2 separate regions of the Homo sapiens genome follow, and region 1 is linked to region 2. A link is a loop called in an ENCODE intact Hi-C map of the cell type or tissue named here. Cell type or tissue: gastrocnemius medialis. All regions are shown on one strand. Links, peaks and the distances in the headings refer to the core of each region. The heading gives the core; the rest is flanking DNA.

What was found. A loop is a pair of places that touch in the nucleus more often than their neighbours do. Peaks named below come from ENCODE experiments on the same cell type or tissue, not always from the same donor. Only the 100,000 strongest peaks of a DNase experiment are listed, where the experiment ranks them.
Region 1: a loop joins it to region 2, with 8 times the contacts of the local background. A loop is called at or near these places in 4 of 110 quality-filtered maps.

The regions. Positions count from the first base shown.
Region 1 is chr5:151,426,175-151,441,942 of GRCh38, forward strand. LOC105378234 (a long non-coding RNA gene) reads right to left here and starts at 10,764. Exons shown (of 6, transcript XR_944423.4): 1 at 10,032-10,764. It also overlaps a transcript of SLC36A1 not described here. RefSeq lists a silencer at 10,612-10,782. In gastrocnemius medialis, for the core only: no CTCF peak of the experiment used is centred there; a DNase peak (open chromatin) is centred at 8,628; H3K4me3 peaks cover 1,430 bases; H3K27ac peaks cover 7,228 bases.
Region 2 is chr5:151,378,706-151,394,473 of GRCh38, forward strand. All of the region lies in intron 5 of LOC105378234 (a long non-coding RNA gene), which reads right to left. It also overlaps a transcript of SLC36A1 not described here, the pseudogene LOC100420127 and the pseudogene LOC100419720. Among named protein-coding and RNA genes, the nearest start is that of SLC36A2, 39 kb to the left of the region's middle. RefSeq lists an enhancer at 8,851-9,789. In gastrocnemius medialis, for the core only: CTCF peaks have their summits at 6,156 (motif pointing right) and 6,360; DNase peaks (open chromatin) are centred at 3,542, 4,036, 4,526, 6,606 and 1 weaker place; H3K4me3 peaks cover 1,318 bases; H3K27ac peaks cover 4,056 bases.

The sequences.
Region 1 (15,768 bases), core at 5,052-13,051, 50 kb after region 2:
ACACCTGTGGGTGTTTCTCATCAGGTGGGACGAGAGACTGAGAAAAGAAATAAGACACAGAGACAAAGTATAGAGAAAGAACAGTGGGCCCAGGGGACCGGTGCTCAGCATATGGAGGACCTGCGCCAGCACTGGTCTCTGAGTTCCCTCAGTATTTATTGATCACTATCTCTCCTATCTCGGTGAGGGGGATGTAGCAGGACTATAGGATAATGGTGGGGAGAGGGTCAACAGGAAAACGTGAGCAAAGGTCTCTGTGTCATAAATAAGTTTAAGGAAAGGTGCTGTGCCTTGATGTGCACGTAGGCCAGGTTTATGTTTGACTTTACACAAACATCTCAGTGCAGTAAAGAGCAGTATTGCCACCAGCATGTCTCACCTCCAGCCATAAGGCAGTTTTCTCCTATCTCAGTAAATAGAACATATGATCGGGTGTTAAACACCGAGACATTCCATTCCCAGGGATGAGCAGGAGACAGATGCCTTCCTCTTAACTGCAAAGAGGCCTTCCTCTTTCACTAATCCTCCTCAGCACAGACCCTTTATGGGTGTCGGGCTGGGGGATGGTCAGGTCTTTCCCTTCCCACGAGGCCATATCTCAGGCTGTCTCAGTGGGGAGAAACCTTGGACCATACCCAGGCTTTCTTGGGCAGAGGTCCCTGCGGCCTTCCGCAGCGCATTTTGTCCCTGGGTACTCGAGACTGGAGAATGGCGATGACTTTTACCAAGCATACTGCCTGCAAACACATTTTTAACAAAGCACATCCTGCACAGCCCTAAATCCATTAAACCTTGAGTCAACACAGCACATGGTTCTGCGAGCACAGGGTTGGGGCTACAGGTACAGATGAACAGCATCTCAAGGCAGAAGAATTTTTCTTAGTACATGAACAAAATGGAGTTTTTTATGTCTTCTTTTTTCTACATAGACACAGTAACAGTCTGATCTCTCTTTCTTTACCCCACAGTATCATGGCTTATTTAGCCAGCCCCCTATATGTGGTTGCTTCAGTCTTTTGCCACTCTCAGCCAAGCTGAAATGAATAATTGTGGATATATTATACATATTACACATACACATATACACATTATATATACATGAGGGCTTGTCTGTTGGATACATTCTCAGAAGTGGAGATAGTGAGTGGGTCAAGGGTAAGTGCTTTTAGAGTTTTGAGAGACATCGGCAAATTACCCCCAGGGAGCTGTTTCAATTGCTTCTCCACCAGCAGAGGGTGACAGGGACTATTTGCACCTGTTCTGGCAACCACCATGTGTCACACTTTCTGTCCTGAGTCGCAGCTCCCTGTGGGGTTCATTTGCCTTTTGGGGCTTAGTTCCTTATTTTTCACTTTGTTAAGAGTTTTGTCAGACTGAAACCTGTTCAGAGGTGAGTTAAGTTGTCAGGGGCCAGGAAACTATGTCTTAGGAGTAGAGCCTGAAAGGACTTCTTGGAAACTAGGATGGCCATACATACTCACACCCTGCCCCTCTCGGAAGTGCTGTCACTGGGGCGAGGGGGAGACAGTGCCATGCGTTCCAGTGGGGACCCCTGTGCAGCAACTTTCACCCTAATCACAGCACTCAGATCTCTCCAACATAAGGCGAGCTCCCTGCCACTCAGGGTATTCAGACAGAGATGGAGGGATGTGGGATAGGGTTGAAGGACAGTTACATTATTTTGGTGTGCGTTCCTCTACTGCAGAGGCTGGAGAGTGAACAGTTACATCTCCCAGACTCCTGGAAGCTACAGTTCTAGATAGAAAATAGGAAGGTCAAAATGGGTGTCCAGAGGCCACTGCAGCAGCAGCACCAGCAGATCCCTGGGACACAGCTACAGCCTCGTGCTCCTGACCCCGGTCCCCCAGGGACTCAGGCTTCAGCCTCCCGATTGTGGTGGAGGTGGTGGCTCTCCCTGGCGGCAACTCCAGAGACATGTTTCTGGGAAGTCCAGCCTGGAATTCTCTCCTCCAATCTTTCTAATGGCTATGTAAGCCTTTAATTACCATTCCTAAATATATTTCTGATATTTTTCTGCCTCAAGTAGTATGTTTTCTACTCTAAATCCTGACTGATAGGAGGCAGGGGTGTACAGGATGAGATGACCTCCATGGTGTTGTCTCACTTGCAATTTCTGTGACCTCATGATATTGTCCCTCAGCAGAAAAAAAGCAGTCTTCAAAAACCAGGTGTTTTTACTGAGGGAGGCAATCCTGGGAGGAGCAAGGGGTGGCCTAGCTCCCAACTCATTCCCCTGGCTGCATCTCCAGGCCCTAGCTGGCCATGCAGAAGTGAGCTCTAGGTGTCACAGTGGCTCTCTCAGATGCATTGTTCTTCTTTGTTCTCTTGGCACCGTTGCCAACTATGGATCTCATTGCATCCAAGGTTCCAGAACAGGCAGCCTGGCCTTCACTTGGGGAGCATCCTGGAGACAAGTGATAAAGAGCATTTCCTTACTCTGCTGACTTTTTTTTTTTAGACCGAGTCTCACTCTGTTGCCCAGACTGGAGTGCAGTGGCATGATCTCGGCTCACTGCAACCTCTGTCTCCTGGGTTTGAGCAATTCTCCTGCCTCAACCTCCTGAGTAGCTGGGATGACAGGCATGCGCCATCACACCCAGCTAATTTTTGTATTTTTAGTAGAGACGGGGTTTCACCATGTTGGCCAGGCTGGTCTCGAACTCCTGACTTCAGGTGATCCGCCCACCTTGGCCTCCCAAAGTCCTGGGATTATAGGCGTGAGCCACTGCACCTGGCCGTCCGTCTGCTGCATTTTGAGCTCTTGAGGAGAAAGCTCCTTGTGAAATGGGTAAAGCTGTCACATCTCTGGAATAGGCAGAAAATCCACAGAATGCCTGAACCAGTTTGAGATACTGCTCTGCACAGGATTGTAGGGAGAAATCCCAGGTATAAGTGCTAGTTGCATGATGCTTATCCCTATGGCCTCATTTCACTCTCTCAACAACTCTAAGCAGTGGATATTCTTCTCAGCATTTTACCTATGATTTTATTTTTTTATTTTTATTTTTTAAAATTTTTTTTATTATTATACTTTAAGTTTTAGGGTACATGTGCATGTTTGTTACATATGTATACATGTGCCATGTTGGTGTGCTGCACCCATTAAATTGTCATTTAGCATTAGGTATATCTCCTAATGCTATCCCTCCCCCCTCCCCCCACCCCACAACAGTCCCTGGAGTGTGATGTTCCCCTTCCTGTATCCATGTGTTCTCATTGTTCAATTCCCACCTATGAGTGAGAACATAACAGTGTTTGCTTTTTTGTCCTTGCGATAGTTTGCTGAGAATGATGGTTTCCAGTTTCATCCATGTCCCTACAAAGGACATGAATTCATCATTTTTTATGGCTGCATAGTATTCCATGGTGTATATGTGCCACATTTTCTTAATCCAGTCTATCATTGTTACCTATGATTTTAAAAGGTTTGGGCTCAGGAATGGGGACAGCCTGCTCAAGGTCACACAACTAATATAGGAATAGCAAAACTGGGACTGGAATCTGAGTGTTTCTCTGTGTCTTAGCCACATGTTATCCTGCATCCTTAGAAGCCATTTAGCTCAACATTCTCTTCCTCTCATAAAATGCTTGACTTTTTCCTACTACAGCCAATGCTTGAACACACGTAGAAACAGACCTCAAGCAGGCTGGCCTCTTAGACCTTCAAGGACAGATGACCATTTTATCTTCTTAGAAGACCTTTGGCAATAACATAGACTTCTTCAGAAACCCATTCCAAGATTCAACGATACTCATTCTCAAAAAAGATCTTCCCTCCTGTGTAATTTAAGAGATTGATATAGAAGATCCCTTTTTTGTTCATGCATTCATTTTGCAAACCTTTACTGAGCTCCTTGTGCTCAGGCTCTGTATTAGGAGGATATAGAGGTAAATAAGGCCTGGTCATTGCCTTTGGGTTTCTCACCATCCGGGCAGCTAGTCTGAGTCAGGCTAGAATTAGCTAAACTTTTTTTTTTTTTTTTTTCTGAGACGGAGTCTTGCTCTGTTACCCAGGCTGGAGTGCAGGGGCATGATCTTGACTCAGTGCAACCTCCATCTCCTGGGTTCAAACAATTCTCCTGCCTCAGCCTCCCGAGTAGCTGGGATTACAGGTGTGCGCCACCACACCTGGCTAATTTTTTTTTTTTTTTGAGACTGAGCCTCACTCAGTCACCCAGGCTGCAGTAGCGTGACCTCGGCTGACTGCAACCTCCGCCTCCTGGGTTCAAGCAATTCTCTGCCTCAGCCTCCTGAGTAGCTGGGATTACAGGTGCCCGCCACCATGCCTGGCTAAATTTTTTTGTATTTTTAGTAGAGATGGGGTTTCACCATGTTGGTCAGGCTGGTCTTGAACTCCTGACCTCATGATCCACCTGCCTTGGCCTCCCAAAGTGCTGGGATTACAGGCATGAGCCACCGTGCCTGTCCGTAGAATTAGCTAACCCTTTACTGAACAGTTACTGTGTGCCAGGTACTGTGTTGTTTGTTGCATGGATTATTTCAGTTGATGCTTATTGTCTGAAATCAATACCATTGTTACTATTCTGCTGGATAAAGCTTGATCTATCTTCTTCAGTGGAGGTAGATAATGCTTTTTGGGTATCCTCACTGGCAACATCATTTCTCCAAGGACTAGATCAGTCTTGGCTCCTCTAACACAAAGCCTTGCCCATTTTCACCATCTGGAAATAACACCTTCCTTTTCTGAATCCTTGTAGAACACTGAGTTCACTCCCTGGAATTTCACTTCTGTGTGTACATATCTTCCTCCCTAGGCTGTGAGATCCTTAGCTGCAGGGACCCAAATGGTATGTTGTGTTCATTGCTTTAGTTCCACAGTTCCCAGGTGTTGAATGTTGAATGAATGCGCCTCTAAGGAGTTATGCTTAGGATTCAAAGCATCACTTCATGGAGCATTATTTTTGCTACTAACACAACTTCTCTACACCTCTTTGCTTGTCTGTCAAGAACTACAGGAGAGCACAGATTTAGCTCTTTGGATTACTAGAAAGAAGAAAAATTCCACAAAAGTTTTCAGGTGCAAGGTCTCAAGCCCAGAAGCTTCTGTGGAGCAAAGGACACTTACGAGGTCCTGCTGGCCCTGTCCTGGCAGCAGGAGCTCCGGGTGGAGGAGTTGCTGAACCCTCCCTCGGGGCTGGCAGGGTATTCTTTGGGCTGCATCATCCAGGGACTGGCAGCTGGTGGAGGCACCCACAGGCCCAGGCAGGTGGATACCTCACTGTTTAGCTCCACGTATTGGGCATGTGAGGGGTGTGGAGCAGCCATGGTGATATGGTTTGGTTGTGCCCCCACCCAAATCTCATCTTGAATTATAACTCCCACAATTCCCATGTGTTGTAGGAGGGACCCGGTGATAGGTAATTGAATCATGGGGGTGGGTCTTTCCTGTGCTATTCACGTGATAGTGAATAAGTCTCATGAGATTGGATAGTTTTAAAAAAGGGAGTCTCCCTGCACAAACCTTCTTCTCTGCCACCATGTGAAACTGCCTTTTACCTTCCGCCATGACTGTGGGGCCTTCCCAGCCACGTGGAACTGTAAGTCCATTAAACCCTTTTTCCTGTATAAATTACCCAGTCTCGAGTGTGTCTTTATGAGCAGCGTGAAAATGAACTAATACACATGGCTTTGGCAGAGGCTGTGAGCAAGAATAGCTTTGGCATGCAGGAGCTGCAAAATATGATCTCAGCTCTTGGGCCTTAATAAGTTCAGGAGCTTAAATACAGCTTTACCCTCCTTGCCCAGAGTGGCACAGACTCGGCAGCTTAGGAAGAATGAATGGCCAAAAGCATGAATGGATGGATAAATGGGCTTCTCCACCGCACACACAGAGGCCCTCACAGTTGCTCTGACAATCTCTTCTTTTCTTTCTTTTTTTCTGCCAAATGACTGAATATCACAGGCCAGGCACTTTGATGGGTGCCGGGAATGAAACAGTTCCAGGTACTGCAGTCCCTGGAGGCGATGAACTTGGAAATTATAAATATTAATCATAGTTTCTCATAAATAAGTTTTTAAAAATTCAACAGTGATAAAGCACTTTGAAGGAAAATGAAAAGAGGCATGAGTGTATAACAAAAGCAGTTGCTCTTGCAAAGGCGGTCAGCAAAGCTTTCCCCGAGAACAAGGAAAATCCCTTGCATTGCACTGTCTTCCCCACCTTCTTGCTCCCACTCAAAGGTGGCTCCCCGTGAGGTCACTGCTGTTTTTGCAGGCCTCTGAGAGAAGTGTCTTTTTTCCTCACCCCCCTCATATTCACATCACAGGGTCAGGAGAGGGTAGGCATCCTTTCTACCCCTTGCTTTCAGATCCCCAAAACTCTTATCCCCTGGTTATTCAATTAAACACTAATCTAGGTAATGCTGTGAAGGGGATTTGCAGATGTCATTAAAGTCTCAAGTCAGTTGACCTTAAGATGTGGAAGCTAGGAAGCTATCCAGGTGGGCTTGACCCAACCAGATGAACTCTTTAAATGCAATTTTCTCTGGTTGGGCAGAAAGGGAGGCCAGAGAGACCAGCAGCATGAGAAGGGTTTGATGGCTTGAAGATGGAGGTGGCCACATTTCAAGGAATTCAGGAAGTAGAAGCAAAAAGCAGTCACACAGCAAGAAGCCTGAGCCCTTAGTTCTATTACTGCCAAGAACTTGAATGAGCTTGGAAGAAAATGCTTCCCCAGTCACTTCTACATATAGAATACAGCCTGGAAACACTGTAATTGCAGCCTTATGAAATCCTAAGCAGAGGACCCAGTGAAAGCCATACCTGGACTTCTGACCTAAAGAAATGGTGAGATAATAAATATGTGTTATGTGAAGCTACTGAGTTTGTGGCAGTTTGTTACATGGAGGTAGAAAATGAACATACTCAATAAAGCATTGTGATTCTGGGATTCCAGTTTATAATTTTCAAAATAAAATACTCATTATAATTATTACCATGGTAATATGACAGGCTAGGTAACCAGGTTGGCTTTCCTGCTGAAAATAACTAAAACTTCTGAATAACATATATATATATATATATATATATATATATATATATATATATATATTTTTTTTTTTTTTTTTTTTTTTTTTTTTTTTTTGAGACGGAGTTTCACTCTTGTTGCCCAGGCTGGAATGCAATGGCAGGCCATTGGCTCACCGCAACCTCTGCTTCCCTGGTTCAAGAGATTCTCCTGCCTCAGCCTCCCAAGTAGCTAGGATTACAGGCACCCACCACCACATCCAGCTGTTTTTTTTTGTGTGTGTTTTTAGTAGAGACAGGGTTTCACCATGTTGTCCAGGCTGGTCTCAAACTCCTGACCTCAGGTGATCCGCCCGCCTTGGCCTTCCAAAGTGCTGGGATTACAGGCCTGAGCCACCACGCCCGGCCTGAATAACATATTTTAAAAAAATTCTTAATAATATTGAGGGGAGATCAAGAGAGCAAGGAATTTCTAGGTGAGTACTCACTCAGCCAGGTGAAGACAGGAACTCTGAGACCTGAGTGGAATGCAGCTACAGCTTCACTCCCACGGGTATTTGCTCAACCCAGTGAAGTTGAGCTTTAATATCATGGCCTTATGGGGCATGAGACAAATTCCGGAGCTGAGGACCTCTTCCTCAGAGTAAGAGTGAACTGGAAATAAATCAATATCCCACCCCCACCCTATTCCTTCCCTACCTCCCAATCAAGGGACTTGGAAAAAAAGTGACTGTCCTGAACCTAGTGCCCAGAGGATGGAGTAAAATTGTGGCTAAAATGTGGAATGAGAATTCAAGTTTCACTCTGTTCCACAGTCTACTTCATCTACCATGGTGGTCCAGAATACCTCCAGCCCAGAATGTAGTTCACAAGAACCTAGACTGATAGTTGCCAGCTGCTGGCAGAAGCAAATACAAAGTCTTTCAGGAGGGACTCACCTTCATTTCAGATCTTAAAGAATTTATGTAAGTAAAATTCCAAGAAACAGCAAAACAAGAGAAAATTTAAATATAGCACAAGAACTTTGCAAAAGAGAAATGTATGATACAAACGAAAAGTAGCTCTTTTTAACATATTTAGTAACAGAAAAAAATGTACTGGAAGATATGTACAAGGAGAAAGATACTCTGAAGAGTAATCAGGTGAAATGGAAAGTTAATTAAATAAAACTTCTAGAAAATAGAATTATAATAGTTGAAATTTAAAACTGAATATTAATTGAATTTTAAAAATTTAGTTGAGTTAATTTTAGTTGAAATGGATGGGCTTGATAGGAGATTATGCACAGTGAAGACAGAATTAGTGAATCAGAACTAGATCTGGGAAAGGTATTATTCATAATATAGTCCACAGAGACCAAGGGATGAAAAATCTAAAAGAAAAGTGAGGGAAAATAGAGAATAGAATGAAAGACCTAAATATATCCTACATCTGTCATGGACTGTGTATTGAAATCCTAACCCTCAGTGTGATGGTATTAAGAAGGGGGATCTCTGGGAGGTAATTAGGTCATGAGGTAGAGCCCAGAATTAGTGCTCTGAAATAAGAGACATGAGAGAGTTTGTGTCCTCTCTGCTCTTTGCCATGTGAGGATACAATGAGAAGACAGCCACATGGAAGCCAGGAAGTGAGCTCTCACCAGACACAGGATCGGCTGGCAACTTGATCTTGGACTTTTCGGTCTCCGGAACTGTGAGAAATAAATGTTTGTTGTTTAAGTCACCCAGCCTATGGTAATATGTTATAGCAGCCCAAACTGACTAAGGCAACATCAAATCAGACTCGCAGAAGAAAAGTTAAGAGGGAATATGGTAGAATAAATATTTGAAAAGATAATGGCTGAGAATTGTCCAGAAATGATGAAAGACACCAACCCACAGATTCAAGAGACCCAGTGAATTCCAAGCAGGATAAATAAAGGACACACGTATCTGGACACTTTATAGTGAAACTTCAGAACTTTAAAGGGATCTAAAGTCAGCCAGATTGGTGAAAAGTGTTACATTCAAAAGGGTTGCAGTGTAAAAGAAATTTCAAAAGGAAAAGAAAAGATTTGCAGTCAGTCTGTCAGCTGTTTTCTTAACAGCAGTGGAAGCCACAAGGTACTGGAATGATCACCTCAATATGCTGAGAGGATATAAACTATCTGTTAAGTGCAAAATGAAGACATTTTCAAACAAAAGAAATTGGAGAGAACTTCACTAAAGGAAAATTTAAAGTCCATATTCAGAAGAAGATCTGAGATGCAAAAGGAAATAAAGAACCCAAGAGAGGTAAATGTATGGGTAAATCTTGATTCTAATAATAAAGTATTATGGAGCATAAGGAAAAGAAACTTAAAATATGTGACATTATTATTATAAAAAATGGAATGCAGTGAATAGAGATTTTTTTAAGTGCCTATATTTTCTGCAGTGACTAAAGATATTGCTTAACTTTTTGTTAATACTTTATTAATTTATACATGTTAAAATTACTAGGGTATGGCTAGAGAATAGAAATAAAGTCTTTAAGTTCCAAATTACTAGAGAATAAAACAAAATAAAATAAGGGAAAATTAATCTAAAAGAAACTCAGTAAAGGAGAAAAAACATAATAGGTGGAAGATATAGAATAAAATAACAAGGTAAATATGACTATAAATATATCTGTAATTATTAATACAATAAATAGAATAATTTTGAAAATATCAAAATAATATTTATGAAAGACATATCTAAAACATAAGAATGCAGAAAGTTTAAAGTAAAAGGGATAGGAAAGATTTAGCAGGCAAATTTTACCAAAAGAAAGCCAATATATTAATATTAATATCAATAATTATTACTAGTGCCCCTGCTACTACTGTTTATTGAGCACCTACTATGTAATAGGCAATATATGAATTGCCTATTCATATATGAACATCCCTCTAAGGTAGTTACTTGAAATTTTTAAAGTGTAGTTTATATACAATAAAATGCACAGATCTTAAGTGTACAGTTGAATGAGTTTTGACAAATGAATACACTGGTGCAACTTACCCAGAAAGTTTCTTTTTGCTTGTTTGCAGTCAAACATCACCTCCCTCACATACCCAATAACCACTGTCTAGATTTTTGTCACCATAAATTAGTTTTGCCTGCTCTTGAACTTTATATTAATGAGATAATACAGCATGTATTCTACTCTTTCTAGCCTCTACAGTACTGAAAGGCAGATTGAAGGGTGGTTGGAGTGGATGTTGAGGGCCACCCCACCATATCCACCATTCTGCACCTTCCTATGGCAAATTATGATCAAGGACTCCAAGGGTCTAAGTGAGGGGTCACAGGTTCTCACACAACCATATGGCAAATTGTGACCAAGGAATCTTAGGGTCTATGTGAGTGGTCACAGGAGAACCCACAGATTCTCAAGCTGGTTGTAAAGTGTAACCTTGAACAAATGCCTCTGTCTCTCTGAGGCTCAGTTTCCAATGAGTAAAATGAATGAATTGCCATAGACCATCTCAAATAAATTCTAAACCCTAAAGCCACAGTATCATATATAATGATACATTATATATGTCCTAGGACTATCCAGTCACGTTTGGTAGGAGAAAGGTAGCTGAAGCTGGGAAAAGGACTCTCAGAGTTGCAAGATCTGAGAGCTGAACTTCTCCTATTCATTTCATTGGTGAGAAACAGAAGCCCAAACTGACGGGACCTGCTAGTAAGTGGCAGGGCTGGTCTCAGACTTTTTTTTTGGCTCCTACATCCTCACTTTTTCAGTGGCAATGGGTGGTTCTCCTCTCATCTGAGCACTCCCAGGCCCTTTGTTCCCATTGTGAGGTAACACTGAGGTCTGCCCACCCTACAGATGGGGCTTTGGGGGTTTGCTCCAGAGCTCTTCATCCGCCTGGGCCCAACCCTGGAACTATTCCTTTCAATGGTGTCTTTTCTTGCCTTGTTTCAGAAGGATCTACTAGTTGGCCCTATCTTGTGCCAAGACTGACAGCAAGGAAGCTGCTGGCTGAGTAAGAGTTTAGGGGAGGCTCTGAGTTGGGTGGAAGCCATGAACACAATTTAGGTAGAAAGGGGCTACAGCTTTGGAGAACCTGAGCCCAATAAGCTCTTGAAGTTGTCCCCTAACACAATCTTACTTTAACAATTAATATTCACATCTTTAAAAATGCTCATGTTTAAACTATGATTTATTTTAACCAAAGAATTTATAATGAAAAGCTATAGTCTCCTTATCTGACTTACTCTATCTAAAGCTGCTCTTTTTAGGACTATCTTTCTGTTTTTTAATCAGTGGTTTGATTGCTTCTTAGTCTTTTGGCTAAGATCAAGTGTAGTAAAACCAGTGGTTTGTTTTAGTTCTTTAGTTCTTCATTTCTCTATACAATATAGCTATAATGATATTTCTCAATTGATCAACATTATATTAGGTGAAAATTTGTACCTCTTAAATTCTCGTACTTTACTTCTCAATATAATTATTTTACTGTTTTAGTTCTTTATTGCTTACCTTCATAACTTTAATAATGATATAAACATAAAGCTACATTTATTTTAGATTATAAATAATATTCATTTCCTGTTGCTGCTATAACAAATTACCACAATTTAGTAGATTAGAACAATGCAAATGTATTCTCTTATAGTTCTAGAAGTCAGAGGTCCTAAAATCAAGGTGTGACAAGGCTGTGTTCTTCTGGAGGCTGTAGGGTAGAATCTGTTTCCTTGCTTTTTCCAGCTTCTAGAGGCCTCCTGCGTTTCCTTGGCTCATGGCGTCTTCCTCCATCTTTAAAGCCAGTAGAATAGAAACTTCTCTCCTCTCTGACCCTCCTGCCTCCCTCCTATTAAAAAACCTTGTGATTTATACTAGGACCACCCAGATAATCCAGCATAGTCATTTCACCTCGAGATCCTTAACTTCATCACATCAGCAAAGTCCCTTTTGCTATCTAAGGTAACAAGTTCCCGAGATTAATTAACGTCTTTGGGAGCTGTTACTCTGCCTACCACACCATACATTCCACTTTACCTGGGACAATTTCACTGTGTGCCCGTTGTTCTGGTGAAATGTTAACACAGCCTTTTTATTCTTAAAAGTGTCTCCACTTGAACAAATAAATTATATGAACACCCTACTTACCCAGTGCTTCCCAATCTTTTTCACATAACATGAAGGAAATAACACTTTATATGTCCTTGAGATCAAAGAACAGGCTGTTCTTAACTAGAGATTAAAAAAAAAAACACCTCAGGTGCTCTAGCTACCTTAGGACCCACCTGGCACTCAGCACCCCCTATAACTCATTCATGGTACACCATTGGCCACTGCACATGATTGGGAAAGTCTTCCTTATGTTAAAGCAATATAATGTGTTTAAAGCTTGTTCTTTTGTTGAGCTCCTGTGTGAGCAGCATTTTGTTCCAAGAAGAGGAGTGTACTTGGGTCTCATACATGTGCTCTGACACTCCTGTCATTGTGATCCTGCCTGCAGGTTGTCAGGCAGAGGTGTTCTCTGGCATCCTTTGACATATGCTCTGCAGGTCTCTGTCACTGCAAAATTCACCATCTCTCATGCACTCTCCCAGGCACCAGAGACCTGGCATTGGTGGCAGAGCAGTCTTGTTTAATCACAGGACAGAATTTTGAATTACTTGCAACATTTTTTTCTGAGTCCTCAGAGTGCATGCATCTATTACCTTTGCCACATTTTTTTTCTTTAAACATATTTCATTTACCACAAAAATACTATTGATATAATGTTTTATTGGGTATTAGTTCGTTCTAACACTGTATTAGTTTGTTCTTACACTGCTATACTACCCGAGGCTGGATCATTTATGAAGAAAGGAGGTTGAATTGATTCACAGTTCTACATGGCTGGGAGGCCTCAGGAAACTTACAGTCATGGCAGAAGGTGAAGGGGAAGCAGGCACGTCTTACATGGCAGCAGGAGAGAGAGAGAGAGAGAGTGCAGGGGAAACTGCCACTTTTAAACCATCAGATCTGAGAACTCCCTCAGTATCACTAGAACAGCATGGGGGAAACCACTAATGATCCAATCACTTGCCACCCAGGCCCCTCCCTTGACACATGGGGATTACAGTTCGAGATGAGATTTGGGTGGGGACACAAAGCCAAACCATATTATATCATAATTACCTCCTTTCAAATCATCAAAAAATCACAATAAGAAATGTGTAAAACAGGCTGGACATGGTGGCTCACTCCCGTAATCCCAGCACTTTGGGAAGCCAAGGTGGGCAGATCATGATGTCAGGAGATCAAGACCATCCTGGCCAACATGGTCAAATCCCATCTCTACTAAAAATACAAAAATTTGCCAGGCGTGGTGGTGTGTGCCTGTAGGTCCAGCTACTTGGGAGGCTGAAGCAGGAGAATTGCTTGAACTCGGAAGGTGGAGGTGGCAGTGAGCTGAGATCATGCCACTGCACTCCAGCCAGGGCAACAGAGTGAGACTCCATCTCAAAAAAAAAAGAAAAGAAAAAAAAAAAAGAAAAAGAAATGTTTAAAACAATAGCATGGCCTGAGGCACATTCCAGTTGTATTGATCTGGCCCCAGCACTTTTCCTATGTACTTGAGCTGATGATTTCTTGCTTCAGTGGCTGTTTTTCATCTGTTCCACTCCAGTGCTAATTTACTTTATAGGAGACACCCTCCTAAGGCACCAGCATGTCATATCTGATGGTGTTTGGTCTTCTTTATAGGAATTTTATTTTTTCTAATTTCCACTCCAAAGTTAAGGAATTTTCAAATTCATTTTTCAGCACTTGTGCCACTTAATAAATTCTTGAATTTTGTTGTGATTGGGTTGCCAAATATTGAAATCATAATGCTGATGAATGCTTATACTACAGCGAAGAATTACCCAGACCACCCACAGGAGTTTCATGAGTGTGAATAACGGCATTGCTCTCTGTATAGTGACAAAAGTAGGTAGGCCTTTTGTATCCCTACGTAACAGTGTAGCATGCTTTACAGTGTAGCAGGCAACACTCACCGCAGCTAGGGATGGGGCTGCAGCTCTGGTAAAGGAGATACAGGAAGGGCACCTACAGCATCTCCTAAATGCCTCATAGGGCTGCCACGAGGATTGACTCAATCAACAAGAAACTAGTTCCTGGCACATTGTAAGCATATTTTCTTTATTTTTTATTTTTTAAGATACAAAACCTGAGAATTTTAGAGTTAGAAGCCACTGTAGGGGGCAGTGGTCTTAACAGAGAGAGGCTTGACAGTAGGGCCATCAGTCACAGAATGTTCAGGAGGATGGATCAGGGACCCAAGGGGTCTCAAAAAGAGAGAAGGAGAGGGAAAGGGGACACTGGGTAGGGTTGCTATGACATCTCAGGGGCTGGTACTCTTGAGGGCTTGGGATGGGTAGAGTGGTTAAAAAAAAAAAAAGGAAGTTACATTCCTCAAGACTATGGAATGCAAAAGGATTAATTTCCCTAATATCTCTCAGCAGCATAACCCCTCATGTTATATATAGAACCTTTAAGCGCCTGATCTCATCTGCTTTTCCAGCAATCCAGGGAGGGAGGCAGAACCAAGGAGGGTTTTCAATCTCACTTTCCTGATGATGAAACCAAATGGAGATCAAAAGTCTTGCCCAGGTCACCCAGCTGGGAAATAAGGGGAAAAAAACCTTCAAATTACTTTCTACCACTCAGCAGAAATAAGTCACTACCAGGGGCTGGCCACACAACATGTTAGCACATGGCTAAAGCAAGTCCCTTCAGAAGCTTGTCCTTTAGGGCAGTGGTTCTACAGCACGAGAGAGCATCAGACTCTCCTAGAGGGCTTTTCAAAATGCAGATTGCTGTGCCCCCACAACCCAGGGTTTCTGATGCAGTAGGTGTAGAGTAGGACCCAGAATTTGCATTTCTGCAAGTTCCCAAGTGATGCTGGTCTAGGGACCACACTTTGAGAAGCACTGGCACAATGGTTAAAACAGAATGCATGCTAGTGATGTGCAGTGGCATGCACCTGTAGTCCCAACTACTCAGGAGGCTGAGATGGGAGATCACTTGAGCCCAGGAGTTTGAGGCTGTAGTGTGCTATGATCACTCCAATATGGGCAACATAGCAAGACCTCATTTCTAAAAAAATGAAACAAAAGGCAAAGAAATGGAGTGCATACTCTAAGGCAAAGTTTTTAATAGTATGTGCTATAAACAAGAGGTTGTATTTAATGTATGTTAATATACATCAGAGCTTCTAAGAAGACCTATGAAAAAACAGTTCTGCACATATTGAAAGTGGAGGAGACAAGTGGGTAGAAGGGGGAGAAATGAGAAAATTGTGAAGAGTAAAAGTCTTAAGCAAAACAATAAGTACTGGTATTTATGATTTTAAATTTAAACACCATAAACCTGTATATTTCTATACATACGTATATATTTCTGTAATTGTATAATATAGGGTTTGGAGAACAATACACACATGCTGGCACCTGTAAACCTTTGGAGAGGGGAGTGAATTTGGGGAAAGGGGATTTTCAATTTATATATTTCTATATTGTCTAACTTTTAAGAATATATTAACCTATTATATAATTTTTTACTGAATATCTTAATGCTTTTATTGAAGTATAATTGACATACAATAAACTGCACGTATTTAAAGCATGTAACTTGATAAGTTTCAACATATATATTCACCTGTGAAATCATCACAATCAAGATGGTGAACAAATTTGTCCCCTTGAAAATTTCCTCATGCCGCTTTATAATCACCCTCTCTCCTGTCTCTCC
Region 2 (15,768 bases), core at 2,872-10,871:
CAGATAAAAACGCTTGACACCGGGGAGGGTGAGAGGTGGGTGGTGGTTGGAGGAGTTGAGGAAAAGGAGGTTGCTGGGCCACCTGCCACCTCTACCCACCCCCTGCCACTGCCATGAGCAGCCACTGTCACTTGGCTGGCACACAGCCACCTGGGCCTGAGGGCCAGAAGGGGAGGGCCATGCTGCACTCACCCAGCAGGCTGGACCGTGGAGCCAATGGATGGACACCCGTATCTCTCGGAAGAAGAGAGGAGATGTGTGGCCTTTTCACAGGAACAATAATAAATTACACAATAAATAATCAAAATTGGGTCAGAGTTGGCAAAGCCCAAGCCCTGGAAATTTCTCCCAGGTGGGGAGGTGCTTGCACAGGGTCAGGAAAGCTGAGAATGGGGAGAGAAGCCCAGGCCCCCAGCCTGGCAGTGGTAATGTCCTTAAGCCTATAGTCTCCTCAATGGTGGCAGAATTTGCAGACTCAGACCATTCTCTGGCTCCATCTTTGTGTTGTCTCTTGCTGAGCCAGCCTAACGTTGGCCCTCCTGCTGCCTCACTGCCTGGATACCATTTTATGAGCCAAGTAGGCGATGTTTTTTTCCTACTTTAATTGAAATTTATAGGTTTTCTTATTTATTGATTTATTTATTTGAGACAGAGTTTTGCTCTTGTTGCCCAGGCTGCAGTGCAATGGCACGATCTTGGCTCACTGCAACCTCCGCCTCCCGGGTTCAAGCGATTCTCCTGCCTCAGCCTCCCAAGTAGCTGGGATTACAGGCATGCGCCACCACACCCAGCTAATTTTGTATTTTTAGTAGAGATGGGGTTTTGCCATTTTGGTCAGTCTGGTCTCGAACTCCTGACCTTGGTGATCTGCCCGCCTCGGCCTCCCAAAGTGCTGGGATTACAGGCATGAGCCACCGTGCCCGGCGCTCTTCACTTTAATTGTGGCCACAGGGACCTGCTTGCCCTCTCTGGGGTAAATTTTAACATTATATTTAACTTAACACAATATACCCCAAATATTACTCTTTCAATGTGTAACAATATAAAAACTATTAAAATATTTTACATGTTTTGTACTACAGTTTTAAAATCTAATATTTATTTTATACTTATGGCACGTCTCAATTCAGATTAGTCACATTTCAAGCGCTCAATGTGGCTAGCAACTATATTAATGCAGGCATACAAGAAATATTATAGCATTAAGTGCTTATATTAGAAAAGAAAATAGGTCTCTAATCGATAATCTAAACTCTGATGTCAAGCAACTAGAAAAAAAAATTAACTCAAAGCAAGGTGAAGGGGAGAAAAAGAAGAAAAAATGCACAAAATTGAAAACAGTGTAAAAACGATACAGGAAAATTAATAAACCAGAAAATTATTTGTTTGAAAAGATCAATAAAATCTACCAGACTATTCAAGAAAGAAAAGACAAGAAGACACAGATTACCAATATCAGAAATGAAAAATAGGACATCACTCTAGATCCTATTGACATTAAAAGGATAATAAGGAAATGTTAAAAAGAACCCTAGGTGGGAGGCTGCGGCGGGCGGATCACCTGAGGTCCGGAGTTCGAGACCAGCTTGGCCAACGTGGTGAAACGCCCTCTCTACCAAAAACATACAAATTAGCTGCCAGGAGACCGGCCACAGTTGTGGGGCGAGGACCAGAGTGAGCAGGAAAAACAAGAGCGTGTGGAAACCCAAAGGAAGAAGCAGAAAGAATGGATACTGTAGCTCAAGACCTAGCTAGATGACTTGGAAACATGTGCCTATCCAAGAGCAGTTATGATGCCCTGCGGCAGTTCGTGTGTTGGAAAGACAGTGGGTGATCCTAGACAAGTTAATAAAGAAACTGGACATGCGTCTGAATGAGGACATCAGTTCCCTGTCCACTGAAGAACTTCGTCAGTTTGTAGATGCAGTAGTGGCTCACATCGTCAACCCAGCCCTAGTCAAAGATCAGTTGGTTGAGCAACTGAAAACTCAGATCGGAGACCTCTAGATGTCCATCGACCTCATCCAAGATGAAGTGGGAAGCCCCTTGCAGACAGATGGTGGACATTGTGAGCGCAAGGCCTCTGGGAAGACAGGAAATGGTTCCACCAGAACTGGCAGCAGCAGACCCACTGCCTCCAGGACACAGCAAAACAAAGGCAAGGGATGTGAAGAAAGTCCAAGGGACGGGGCTGCACCTGATGCCGCAAGCATTGGCAATGCTCCAGATTTTGCTGTTAGCTAATTTGGTTGTGTGACAGGCCAGATCCCTCCAACCCTATAACAGAGGGGCCAGGCTGACAGACTATGCTCTCTTGTTGAAGAGGCGGGAGGTGTCAGTGGACAGAGAGAAGCAGCTAGCCTTGAGGCACCAGCCACACGACCATGTCACCACCTCTGCCATCCTCCAGGACCTCTCTCTGGCAGGCAAGGATGAGCTGGCCATGGCTGTGTGGAAGGAGCTGATGGTGGCTGTGAGGGACCTGCTAGCCCATGGACTATATGCCTCCTCCTCAGGAATGAGCCTCATCATGGCTCCTATTGCTCATTTGCTGCCAGCCTTCTCCTCAGCCCCTGAGCCCATGCACCCCTGGGAGCTCTTTGTAAAGTACTGAAACCGCCTTTGTAAAATTATGACTGAGACAGTGAAAGAGATCTAATTTAACTGACTCCATCTTGCTTCTAACCCCCAAGCCATCTTTGTTCATTCCTGGGCACAAGCTGAACTAACTATGGAAGAAACTTAGTTTGCAGTTTATAGTTTAAACAAAGATGGTAACAGCCCTTTCCCAAAGCAGACCTCCTTCTTATCTGGGGACTAGACTAGCCACAGGATTAGAAATTATGGTTTAAGAGTCATGCACCTGGAGGCTACAAGATTCTGACCCTCCATAAACTGGTCCTAAGATCAGTTCTTGCGATATTTTGTGGGCCCTGCACTTGACAGATCAGCTGGCACCACCCAGATTGATAAACTGGCTTGTCTGATCTTGTGGCCCCCACCCAGGAACTGACTCAGTGCAAGAAGACAGCTTTGACTCCCTGTGATTTCAACCCTGACCAATCAGCACTCCTGGCTCACTGGCCCCGCCCCCTACCCACCATGTTATCCTTAAAAACTGCCCCTAAATGCCTGGGGAGACCGATTTGAGTAATAATAAGACTGGTCTCCCGCAAAGCCAGCTTTGTGTGAATTACTCTTTCTCTGTCGCAATTCCCTTGTCTTGATGAATCTGCTCTGTCTAGGCAGTCAGCAAGGTGAACCCCTTGGGGGGTTACAGTACTACCATGCTAAAAATGGCAGTGCTTATGCCCAGCCCGGGAGCTCTCCCAGTCTTTGCCCTTCCTGTTACAGGAGGCACTGATGTAACCCCCAAAGAGAGCCTACTGACAGTCATCCACATGGTGCTGACAGAGCACGACCCTTTCAAGCACAGTGCAGACTCTGAATTGAAGGCTTTGGTGTGCATGGCACTGAATGAGCAGCGTCTGATGTCCTGGGTGAACCTCATCTGCAAGTGCGGGTCACTCATCGAGACTCACTACCAGCCTGGGAGCTACATAGCACACACAGGCTTTGAGAGTGCCCTCAACCTGCACAGTCGCCTCAGCAGCCTCAAGTTCAGCCTCCCTGTAGATCTGGCCATGCGCCAGCTCAAAAATATCAAAGATGCCTTTTGATGAGAATGCCCTGACTCCAGGCAAGCTCCTTGCTCAGTAGGGATAGATGTGTTAGTCTTCTAGCATAGAAGCAAGGAATCAAAGATGGGGTTAAATGCATTTTTCCCAGACCCTGCTTAGGTCATCAGCCAAATGAGTGCAAAGTGTGTTTTCCCCACCAACTTAGCATCTTGGAAAGATGTGCTGGAGACTCTCTTGTTAAGAAGGTTCTGCCCTGGTGTGTAACCATAGTGTGCATGTGGGCACATGTGCTTGAGCCTGTGTTAAAGAAATCAATTGTGGCACATAGTACCCCAACTCATTGCGCCAAATCTGATTCTCAGAAAACCTAGGTTGCTTTAACCATTCTCTTTATGGCCGTGAGTGACAACATGAGTGAGTCATTGGTACCAGAATAATTTTGCCTGGAGGAACCTGTTAGTTGAGCCATCTTTCACTTGAAGCATGTTTGAGAGGCCAAGGCCAGAATTTAAATTCCTTTTATGAATAGATTTCCCTTTCTTCCTGACCCCAAGGCCAGAGGAGACTATATATTCCATGGCTGCCTCTAAAACTAGGAATGGGGATATCTGAAAACAGCATTAAAGCCAGGATGGTCTCAATCTCCTGACCTCGTGATCCACCCACCTCGGCCTCCCAAAGTGCTGGGATTACAGGAGTGAGCCACCGCACCCGGCCCACAGTCTTTTTAGAAGTAAATATATTCAAGTTAAATGAGCAAATCCTTGCCACCCAAGTTGAGTATGTACAGGAATACAAATCGGTAACCTGCAGCTGTTCCTCTTTGGGTTGTGACTCACTGGGCACCACTTGTCCTGGAAGCTGGCTGGCTGGAGGACACCTGATCTGGTAATAAATACGGCAGCAGGGATAGGTGCCACAGCAGGATAGCAACGACAGCAGATCACTGTTTCCAGGCCGGGGGTGGAGTATTTCATTGTGAAACTGACTCTAGAATGGTTCTATTTGGTCTGCAGTATTGTAGCCTCATTAGTTCACATTTGTCGTACAGCTTATGATGTTCACATTTGTCATACAGCTTGTGATGAGTACTACTCTAGGATTGGCCAAAGATGGGCAAAATATATCACTCCAAACACTACTGATTCAGCATTGTTATCATGTCTTAAATTGCCAGCTGCACTTTTTTTTCTGCACTACATAATGTAGTGCATTTTAACTTAAATTTTTTTTTTTTTTTTTTGGAGACAGAGACTCGCTCTGTCGCCCAGACTGGAGTGCAGTGGCACCATCTCGGCTCACTGCAACCTCCACCTCCCAGGTTCAAGCAATTCTCCTGCCTCAGCCTTCCAAGTAGCTGGAATTACAGGCACCTGGCATCACGCCTGGCTAATTTTTGTATTATTAGTAGAGACGGGGTTTCACCATGTTGGCCAGGCTGGTCTCAAACTCCTGACCTCAGGTGATCTGCCCGCCTCGGCCTCCCAAGGTGCTGAGATTACAGGCGTGAGCCACCGCACCCAGCCTTTAACTTAAATTTTTTTCAGCAACATGTTACTTGTTTAAGGTACGTTATTGGTATTTCATTAGAATTAGTTCACCTTCTCTGTGAAACAAGTCCATTGTAAAACGTAGTGGAAAATGATACATATGTGGTTGCTAATAAAATCATAGTGTTTTGTGACAAAAAAAAAAGAACCCTATGCCATGAAGGCAAATGTCTTCATTTCTGAAATTCTTCAAATTATTCTCTCTAAAATGTTTGTATCTTCCAAAAAAAAAATCTCCTAGTATGAGCTGCATAACATGTTGCACCCTAGATTGGGCATCAGGAGACCTGTGTTCTAGTCCTTGCTCTGAAACTAACTTTCTGGGAGATCCAACATGTATCCTCTCCTTTCCGGGTGTTGGCTCTAGAAGCACTTTCAGTTTCCTTATCTGTGCTCCATGAATTATTAGTTACTTGCCTGAGAGGTCTGACTCAGGGTGCCTCCAAAACAGTTCTTACATATTAGGTGTGAGCCAGGAAGAAACAATGCCGGAAGAGAAATCTATGGGTTGTATATTTAAAACAAATGAGAGCTAGCAGTTTACACATCTAGAGTGAATATTTTCAAGGCAAACATATATGTTTCATGCCTTCTATAATCTGCAGTTTACAATGCATCAGACAATAGCTCAAAAGCATCATCCTTCAGATTCAGTAATTTAATCACTCATTTTTGATTTTCACTTATAAAGAAAACCAAAGAAGAGAATCTCAGACTTGGAAGGAGCTTCTCATAGGTTATATAGCAAAACTATTCCTCTCTTGGAAAGTGGTTGTCCTGCCTCTGCTTAAATACCTTCGGAGATCGGGCACTCACTATACTCTTCTCACCCAGTATAAAAAAGCTCTTTGTTATGTTGAGCTTAAAATATGCAACCCTCAAACCTCTCACTCATTAGTGCTTATTCCAACCTCACAGTATAAGCCATTCCACGCTCACCATTTACAGACATGAAGCCATTTTGCTGAACAGCCAGTAGGGGACCCTGAAGATCTTCCAGTAACAAAATATAAAGTCAAAAAGATGCAGAAAGAAACTTGTTTTATTAGGCAATTTTATTTTAAGTGAGGTGTGTATGTGTGTGTGTGTGGGTGTGTGAGAGAGAGAGAGAGAGTGTGTGTGTGTGTGTGTGTGTGTGTGTGAGAGAGAGAGAGAGAGACAGAGAGAAAGAGGGGCAGGAGGGTGCTTAAAGGCCTTCATAAATACCTTGGGAATAAAATCTAGGTCCTGGTTGCAAATTGGCCACCTGAGTACCACGCTTTTTGAATTAGCTGCCACTATTTAAAAACTGGAAAAGTTGCACAGACATACACAAAACCAAAATTCCTGGCTTCTTTGAGACTTGGAAATGACCCAGCATGGACCCTCTCTAGCTGGAGATGGGTAACTTTAGACTAAGCCATGTGCTGTTTTCTGGGCATGGCCCCTGCTCAGTCACTCACTTACCCTTCCCACCTGGCCATGTCAGGCAGGGAGAGAAAGTCACATTTTTAAACCTTGTTCTTTGAGCAGACTGTGGGGCTCCTAGGAATTTCCAAGGGGAAAAAACCCAGAATCGCCATCCAAATTGGAAATGCCTTAGAGGGCTTCCAACAAATTCTCATTTTCCAAATTGAGAAATGATTTACATTTTCATCCTTGTCTCTGGTAGTAATAGTGGCCAGGATGGGGCCAGGTAGCTCTGAGGAAGCAGATTCTGACTGAGACCATCTGAGAGGGCAGCTCTTTGTTGGCAGAAGTGCAAAACCTTTCACAGCCCCTTTTGCCAAAATGGGGAGAACTAGGGAATCTTAGGGCAACACCCCAATAAAAAAAACAATAAAACAAAACAATAAAAAAAGAGACAAAAACCAAACCAAACAAACAGCAACAACTACCTTTACATACCATTTTTGCACACAATTCTAGGAAGTTTATGGGTCATTGTTCAGGTTCTAATATGAAACCTTTTAAGAACAGAGGTTTCCTTCTGTATCTTTTTTTTTTTTTTTTTGAGACAGAGTCTTGCACTGTCTCCCGGGCTGGAGTGCAATGGCGCGATCACAGCCCACTGCAACCTCCGCCTCCCAGGTTCAAGTGATTCTCCTGCCTTACCCTGCCGAGTGGCTGTGATTATAGGCGCCCGCCACCACGTCTCGCTAACTTTTTTTTTTTGTATTTTTAGTAGAGATGGGGGTTTCACTATGTTGGCCAGGCTGGTCTCAAACTCCTGACCTCGTGATCCACCTGCCTCAGCCTCCCAAAGTGCTGAGATTACAGGCATGAGCCACCGCACCCGGCCCCTTCTGTATCTTTTTGGCTTTATATTTTGTTGTCAGATCTTCAGGGTCCCCTACTGGCTGTTCACCAAGCTGGCTTCATGTCTATAAATGGCAAGTGTGGAATGGCTTATACTCTGAGGTTGGAATAAGCACTACTGAGTGAGAAGTTTGAGAGATACAAACTTTAATTTGAACTTAGTTTCCTCCTGATCCAGAGCTTTAACTACTTTTAGTATTTGAAGATAATAACTCTGACCATTTCTCTAACTTGGTTAATGTCATATCCATCCTGTTTTTCACAGTTACCCTTACCTGGTGACTTCTGTCATGTGATGTCCACTTGTGTGGACATCTGTTGCTTTTAACACTCATCAATTCCCCATTCTTGGTGTAGAACCCATTTTTGCTTTGAGATACCATCCCTCTCACTGCATGGGTGTCTTGGTGGCACTGTCAATCAAAAAGCCCTGACTTTCCTTGCCCAACAGATGGGCTTGTGCAATTGGACACTCTCTCCATAGAATTTGCGTCTTGAGCATTGCACTCAAGAACAGAAAACAATTGGTGGAAATTCATCCCAGAGGCACAGTCCCACTGACTTCAGTCTCAGGCTCTGCCCGGTCCCTGTCTTTCTCAATGTCTGCTTCTTTAGCTTTCCCTTGACTCTGTGAGGCATGTTCAAATCCATTTGTTTTAATTTAAGTTGTCCAGAGTTATATTCTGTTGTTTGCCTCCAAAGAACCTAACCAATGTGCTTCTCTTAGGTTCAGCTTAATTCCACAAACATTTACTAAGCCTGGAATGTTGCACTTGCTCTAGGGAGGTCCTGGTGGCCCAACTCCTGTAAACTCCTGGGGCCTGGTGGAGGGACAGAAAAGAAGCAAATCTTTCTGCCTTTTACTCACATGTCTTACAAAGCATGGCAGAGCCAATGCCCAAGTCTACCATGAGGGTTCAGCACTTGCACACCCAGGAAACAGTGACAGGCACAATGATCTTGGCAGAGACATAGAACTGCAGGGGGTAGGTAAGGCAGATGCCACCCAAGTAGAGGAGCTCAACAGACTGGTACAACCTGTGCAAGGCAGAGGGGATCAGGAAAGATCCACGCACAGACACCAGCAGGCTCTGGAGGACCCATGGGGGTTAGTCGGGAGATCATTCAGGCCAGAGCATGAGACAGAAATTGGGAATAGTTAAAATTGCTTCCAATAACCCCCTAATTGCTAGAGAACATAGCAAGGTGCCAAGAGGCTATCTAGTAGAAACAATTGCAAACATGTCTTTAGGCACTGGAGTCTCACTCAAGTGGCAAGAGTCTCACTCTCTATGAAGGGCATGAAGGTGCCAAGACCTACAGAGAAGATGGTGGATTCATGTTCTCCATCTCAACTCCTGCACAGACATCTCTTCAATGAGTGGGGTGGTGGGTGAAACTGCCTGTGCTATTTATTTATTTATTGAGACAGGATTTCACTCTATTCCCAGGGCTGGAGTGTAGTGGCACAATCCTAGCTCTCTGTAGCCTTGAACTCTTGGGCTCAAGTGATCCTCCCACCTCAGCCTCCCAAGTAGCTGGGAATACAGGCATGTGCCACCATGCCCAGCTTGTCTGCCATTTAAGGACTCTTTGTCTTTTTGAGAACTAAACTCTTACCTTTTTTCTTCTCTTGCGCAAATTCCTATTTAAGGGACCTGGGAAGCCATGCCCTACAGAGCATAAAGTCTCACTAGAAGGGTTTTATTTAACCTTATATAATGTGGCTTGCTTTTGGACCTGACACTGGCATGACATCACATAACAGGCAAGGAGATCAAAATATCGTAACCCCAAATATATTTATTTGCCATATCTTGAAATAGCCCTGCAAAGTTGTTTCTTGCAGGGGAAAAAAGTCTACATTCTGTAGAGAACCCCCTTCCCTTTCTAGGCCTTTTTCTTCAGATCCAGGAGAGATTCAACTAAGTCTGGCCTCTTTTTAAGTCTGATAAGAAACATTTACAATCTATTCTCTCTGAAGCTTGCTACCTGGAGGAGGCTTCATCTGCATGATAAGAACCTTGGTCTTGGCGGTGGCTCATGGCTGTAATCCAAGCACTGTGGGAGGCCGAGGTGGGCGGATCACCTGAGGTCGGGAATTCAAGACCAGACGGTCCAACATGGAAAAACCCCCTCTCTACTAAAAATACAAAATTAGCCAGGCGTGTTGGCGCATGCCGGTAATCCCAGCTACTTGGGAGGCTGAGGCAGGAGAATCGCTTGAATCTGGGAGGTGGAGCTTGTGGTAAGCCTAGATGGCAACATTGCATTCCAGCCTGGGCAACAAGAGTAAAACTCCATCTCAAAAGAAAAAAAAAAAAAAAAAAGAACTTTGGTCTCCACAGTCTTAACCCAGAAAATGTATAAAACCTAGTTGTGGCTCAACCACCTTGGACACATGTCCTCAGTGTCTCTTGAGGGTTGTGTCATGGGCCACCGTCACTAGTATTTGGCTCAGAATAAATCTCTTCAAATATTTTACAGTTTGACTCTTTTCGTCAACACTTTCCTAATTGAATTCACGTGAGATCAGAGAGTGTGTGATGTTTATACTGGAAAAACTAAAAAATTGAAATTTAGGGGACCTGAAATAACTCGGCCTCTACCTCTAAGTATTTAGGTCACTTTACTTCCCTGAACTTTATATGCCTCATCTATAAAATGCAGATATACTCTTTACCTGCTAGAAGGTAGGGGCTGGATCTGATGGTCTCTGAAAGTCTACAATCATAAAACACTAACCACTTGGAACTAATTTTTATCAAAAATAGAAAAAAAACCCCACTGCTTTTAAGGGACATAAGGCAGAGGAAACATTAGTGCCATGTTACTCCAATACTTAAAAAGCCTTTAATCATATCTCATCGCCTACAGGAAAGAGTTACAAACTTGAGCCTGGGATTCAAAGTCCATAGTATTTCAGGTCCGGTGGTTCTAACTGTCTGGCCTGGTTACAATGCTGAGAGTATTGTTCCTCCCTCTGTCTCCACCTTCCTGTGCCTGATGTTGTAACCATTCCAGAGAATGTCTGAAGCATGCAATACACCTTCAAACTTCATGCCTTTCCATGTGCTGTTCCCTCTGCTAAGAAGGCTCTTTCCCTCCCTTTGTAATCTGTGATATTTCTGTTTATTGTTCAAGTTCCTGAGGCTCCTATAATGCCTCCCGTCCCCTGGTAATAATTAATCCTCCTTTTGAGTTTCTTTTTCTTTTAATTTTTTTTTAAATTATACTTTAAGTTCTAGGGTACATGTGCACAATGTGCAGGTTTGTTACGTATGTATACATGTGCGATGTTGGTGTGCTGCACCCATTAACTCGTCATTTACATTAGGTATATCTCCTAATGCTATCCCTCCCCCCTCCCCCGACCCCTCAACACCCTGGTGTGTGATGCTCCCCTTCCTGTGTCCAAGTGTTCTTATTGTTCAATTCCCACCATTGAGTGAGAACATGCGGTGTTTGGTTTTTTGTCCTTGCAATAGTTTGCTGAGAATAATGGTTTCCAGCTTCATCCATGTCCCTACAAAGGACATGAACTCATCCTTTTTTATGGCTGCATAGTATGCCATGGTGTATATGTGCCACATTTTCTTAATCCAGTCTATCACTGATGGACATTTGGGTTGGTTCCAAGTCTTTGGTATTGTGAATAGTGCCGCAATAAACATACATGTGCATGTGTCTTTATAGCAGCATGATTTATAATCCTTTGGGTATTATACCCAGTAATGGGATGGCTGGATCAAATGGTATTTCTAGTTCTAGATCCTTGAGGAATTGCCACACTGTCTTCCACAATGGTTGAACTAGTTTACAGTCCCACCAACAGTGTAAAAGTGTTCCTATTTCTCCACATCCTCTCCAGCACGTGTTGTTTCCTGACTTTTTAATGATCGCCATTCTAACTGATGTGAGATGGTATCTCATTGTGGTTTTGATTTGCATTTCTCTGATGGCCAGTGATGATGAGCATTTTTTCATGTGTCTGTTGGCTGCAGAAACTCCTTCTTTTGAGAAGTGTCTGTTCATATCCTTCACCCATTTGTTGATGGGGTTGTTTGTTTTTTTCTTGTAAATTTGAGTTCTTTGTAGGTTCTGGATATTAGCCCTTTGTCAGATGAGTAGATTGCAAAATTTTTCTCCCATTCTGTAGGTTGCCTGATCACTCTGACGGTAGTTTCTTTTGCTGTGCAGAAGCTCTTTAGTTTAATCAGATCCCATTTGTCAATTTTGGCTTTTGTTGCCATTGCTTTTGGTGTTTTAGACATGAAGTCCTTAGCCATGCCTCTGTCCTGAATGGTATTGCCTAGGTTTTCTTCTAGGGTTTTTATGGTTTTACGTCTAACATTTAAGTCTTTAGTCCATCTTGAATTAATTTTTGTATAAGGTGTAAGGAAGGGATCCAGTTTCAGCTTTCTACATATGGCTAGCCAGTTTTCCCAGCACCATTTATTAAACAGGGAATCCTTTCCCCATTTCTTGTTTTTGTCAGGTTTGTCAAAGATCAGATGGTTGTAGATGTGTGGTATTATTACTCAGGGCTCTGTTCTGTTCCATTGGTCTATATCTCTGTTTTGCTACCAGTACCATGTTGTTTTGGTTACTGTAGCCTTGTAATATAGTTTGAAGTCAGGTAGCATGATGCCTCCAGCTTTGTTCTTTTGGCTTAGGATTGTCTTGGCAATGCAGGCTCTTTTTTGTTCCCATATGAACTTTAAAGTCGTTTTTTTCCAATTCTGTGAAGAAAGTCATTGGTAGCTTGACGGGGATGGCACTGAATCTATAAATTACCTTGGGCAGTATGGCCATTTTCACAATATTGATTCTTCCTATCCATGAGCATGGAATGTTCTTCCATTTGTTTGAGTCCTCTTTTATTTTGTTGAGCAGTGGTTTGTAGTTCTCCTTGAAGAGGTCCTTCACATCCCTTGTAAGTTGGATTCCTAGGTATTTTATTCTCTTTGAAGCAATTGTGAATGGGAGTTCACTCATGATTTGGCTCTCTGTCTGTTATTGGTGTATAAGAATGCTTCTGATTTTTGCACATTGATTTTTTATCCTGAGACTTTGCTGAAGTTGCTTATCAGCTTGAGATTTTGGGCTGAGATGATGGGGTTTTCTAAATACACAATCATGTCATCTGCAAACAGGGACAATTTGACTTCCTCTTTTCCTAATTGAATACCCTTTATTTCTTTCTCCTGCCTGATTGCCCTGGCCAGAACTTCCAACACTATGTTGAATAGGAGTGGTGAGAGAGAGTATCCCTGTCTTGTGCCAGTTTTCAAAGGGAATGCTTCCAGTTTTTGCCCATTCAGAATGATATTGGCTGTGGGTTTGTCATAAATAGCTCTTATTATTTTGAGATACGTCCCATCAATACCGAATTTATTGAGAGTTTTTAGCATGAAGGGCTGTTGAATTTTGTCAAAGGCCTTTTCTGCATCTATTGAGATAATCATGTGGTTTTTGTCTTTGGTTCTGTTTATTTGCTGGATTACGTTTATTGATTTGTGTTTGTTGAACCAGCCTTGCATCCCAGGGATGAAGCCCACTTGATCATGGTGGATAAGCTTTTTGATGTGCTGCTGGATTCAGTTTGCCAGTATTTTATTGAGGATTTTTGCATCAATGTTCATCAGGGATATTGGTCTAAAATTTTCTTTTTTTGTTGTGTCTCTGCCCGGCTTTGGTATCAAGATGATGCTGGCCTCATAAAATGAGTCAGGGAGGATTCCCTCTTTTTCTATTGATTGGAATAGTTTCAGAAGGAATGGTACCAGCTCCTTGTTGTACTTCTGGTAGAATTCAGCTGTGAATCGGTCTGGTCCTGTACTTTTTTTGCTTGGTAGGCTATTAATTATTGCCTCAATTTCAGAGCCTGTTATTGGTCTATTCAGGGATTCAAAATCTTCCTGGTTTAGTATTGGGAGGGTGTGTGTGTCCAAGAATGTATCCATTTCTTCTAGATTTTCTAGTTTATTTGCGTAGAGGTGTTTATACTATTCTCTGATGGTAGTTGTATTTCTGTGGGATTGGTGGTGATATCCCCTTTATCATTTTTTATTGCATCTATTTGCTTCTTCTCCTTTTCATCTTTATTAGTCTTGCTAGCAGTCTATCAATTTTGCTGATCTTTTCAAAAAACCAGTTCCTGGATTCATTGATTTTTTTGAAGGATTTTTTGTGTCTCTATCTCCTTCAGTTCTGCTCTGATCTTAGTTATTTCTTGCCTTCTGCTAGCTTTTGAATGTGTTTGCTCTTGCTTCTCTAGTTCTTTTAATTGTGATGTTAGGGTGTCAATTTTAGATCTTTCCTGCTTTCTTTTGTGGGCATTTAGTGCTATAAATTTCCCTCTACACTCTGCCTTAAATGTGTCCCAGAGATTTTGGTATGTTGTGTCTTTGTTCTCATTGGTTTCAAAGAACATGTTTATTTCTGCCTTCATTTCGTTATGTACCCAGTAGTCATTCAGGAGCAGGTTGTTCAGTTTCCATGTAGTTGAGTGGTTTTGAGTGTGTTTCTTAATCCCGAGTTCTAGTTTGATTGCACTGTGGTCTGAGAGACAGTTTGTTATAATTTCTGTTCTTTTACATTTGCTGAGGAGTGCTTTACTTCCAACTATGTGGTCAATTTTGGAATAAGTGCGATGTGGTGCTGAGAAGAATGTATATTCTGTTGATTTGGGGTGGAGAGTTCTGTAGATGTCTATTAGGTCAGCTTGGTGCAGAGCTGAGTTCAATTCCTGGATATCCTTGTTAACTTTCTGTCTCATTGATCTGTCTAATGTTGACAGTGGGGTATTAAAGTCTCCCATTATTCTTGTGTGGGAGTCTAAGTCTCTTTGTAGGTCTCTAAGGACTTGCTTTATGAATCTGGGTGCTCCTGTATTGGGTGCATATGTATTTAGGATAGTTAGCTCTTCTTGTTGAATTGATCCCTTTACCATTATGTAATGGCCTTCTTTGTCTCTTTTGATCTTTGTTGGTTTAAAGTCTGTTTTATCAGAGACTAGGATTGCAACCCCTGCCTTTTTTTGTTTTCCATTTGCTTGGTAGTTCTTCCTCCATCCCTTTATTTTGAGCCTATGTGTGTGTCTGCACATGAGATGGGTCTCCTGAATACAGCACACTGATGGGTCTTGACTCTTTATCCAATTTGCCAGTCTGTGTCTTTTAATTGGAGTATTTAGCCCATTTACATTTAGGGTTAATAGTGTTATGTGTGAATTTGATCCTGTCATTATGATGTTAGCTGGTTATTTTGCTCGTCAGTTGATGCAGTTTCTTCGTAGCATCAATGGTCTTTACAATTTGTCATGTTTTTGCAGTGGCTGGTACCAGTTGTTCCTTTCCATGTTGAGTCCTTCCTTCAGGAGCTCTTTTAGGGCAGGCCTGGTGATGACTAAATCTCTCAGCATTTGCTTGTCTGTAAAGGATTTTATTTCTCCTTCACTTATGAAGCTTAGTTTGGCTGGATATGAAATTCTGGGTTGAAAATTCTTTTCTTTAAGAATGTTGAATATTGGCCCCCACTCTCTTCTGGCTTGTAGAGTTTCTGCCAAGAGATCAGCTGTTAGTCTGATGGGCTTCCCTTTGTGGGTAACCCGACCTTTCTCTCTGGCTGCCCTTAACATTTTTTCCTTCATTTCAACTTTGGTGAATCTGACAATTATGTGTCTTGGAGTTGTTCTTCTCGAGGAGTATCTTTGTGGCATTCACTGTATTTCCTGAATTTGAATGTTGGCCTGCCTTGCTAGGTTGGGGAAGTTCTCCTGGATAATATCCTACAGAGTATTTTCCAACTTGGTTCCATTCTCCCCATCACTTTCAGGTACGCCAATCAGACGTAGATTTGGTCTTTTCACATAGTCCCATATTTCTTGGAGGTTTTGTTTGTTTCCTTTTACTCTTTTTTCTCTAAACTTCTCTTCTCGCTTCATTTCATTCATTTGATCTTCAGTCACTGATACCCTTTCTTCCAGTTGATTGAATCAGCTACTGAAGCTTGTGCATTCATCACGTAGTTCTCATGCCATGGTTTTCAGCTCCATCAGGTCATTTAAGGACTTCTCTACACTGGTTATTCTAGTTAGCCATTTGTCTAATCTTTTTCCAAGGTTTTTAGCTTCTTTGTGATGGGTTTGAACTTACCCCTTTAGCTCGGAGAAGTTTGATCATCTGAAGCCTTCTTCCCTCAACTCGTCAAAGTCATTCTCCGTCCAGCTTTGTTCCATTGCTGGCGAGGAGCTGCACTCCTTTGGAGAGGGAGAG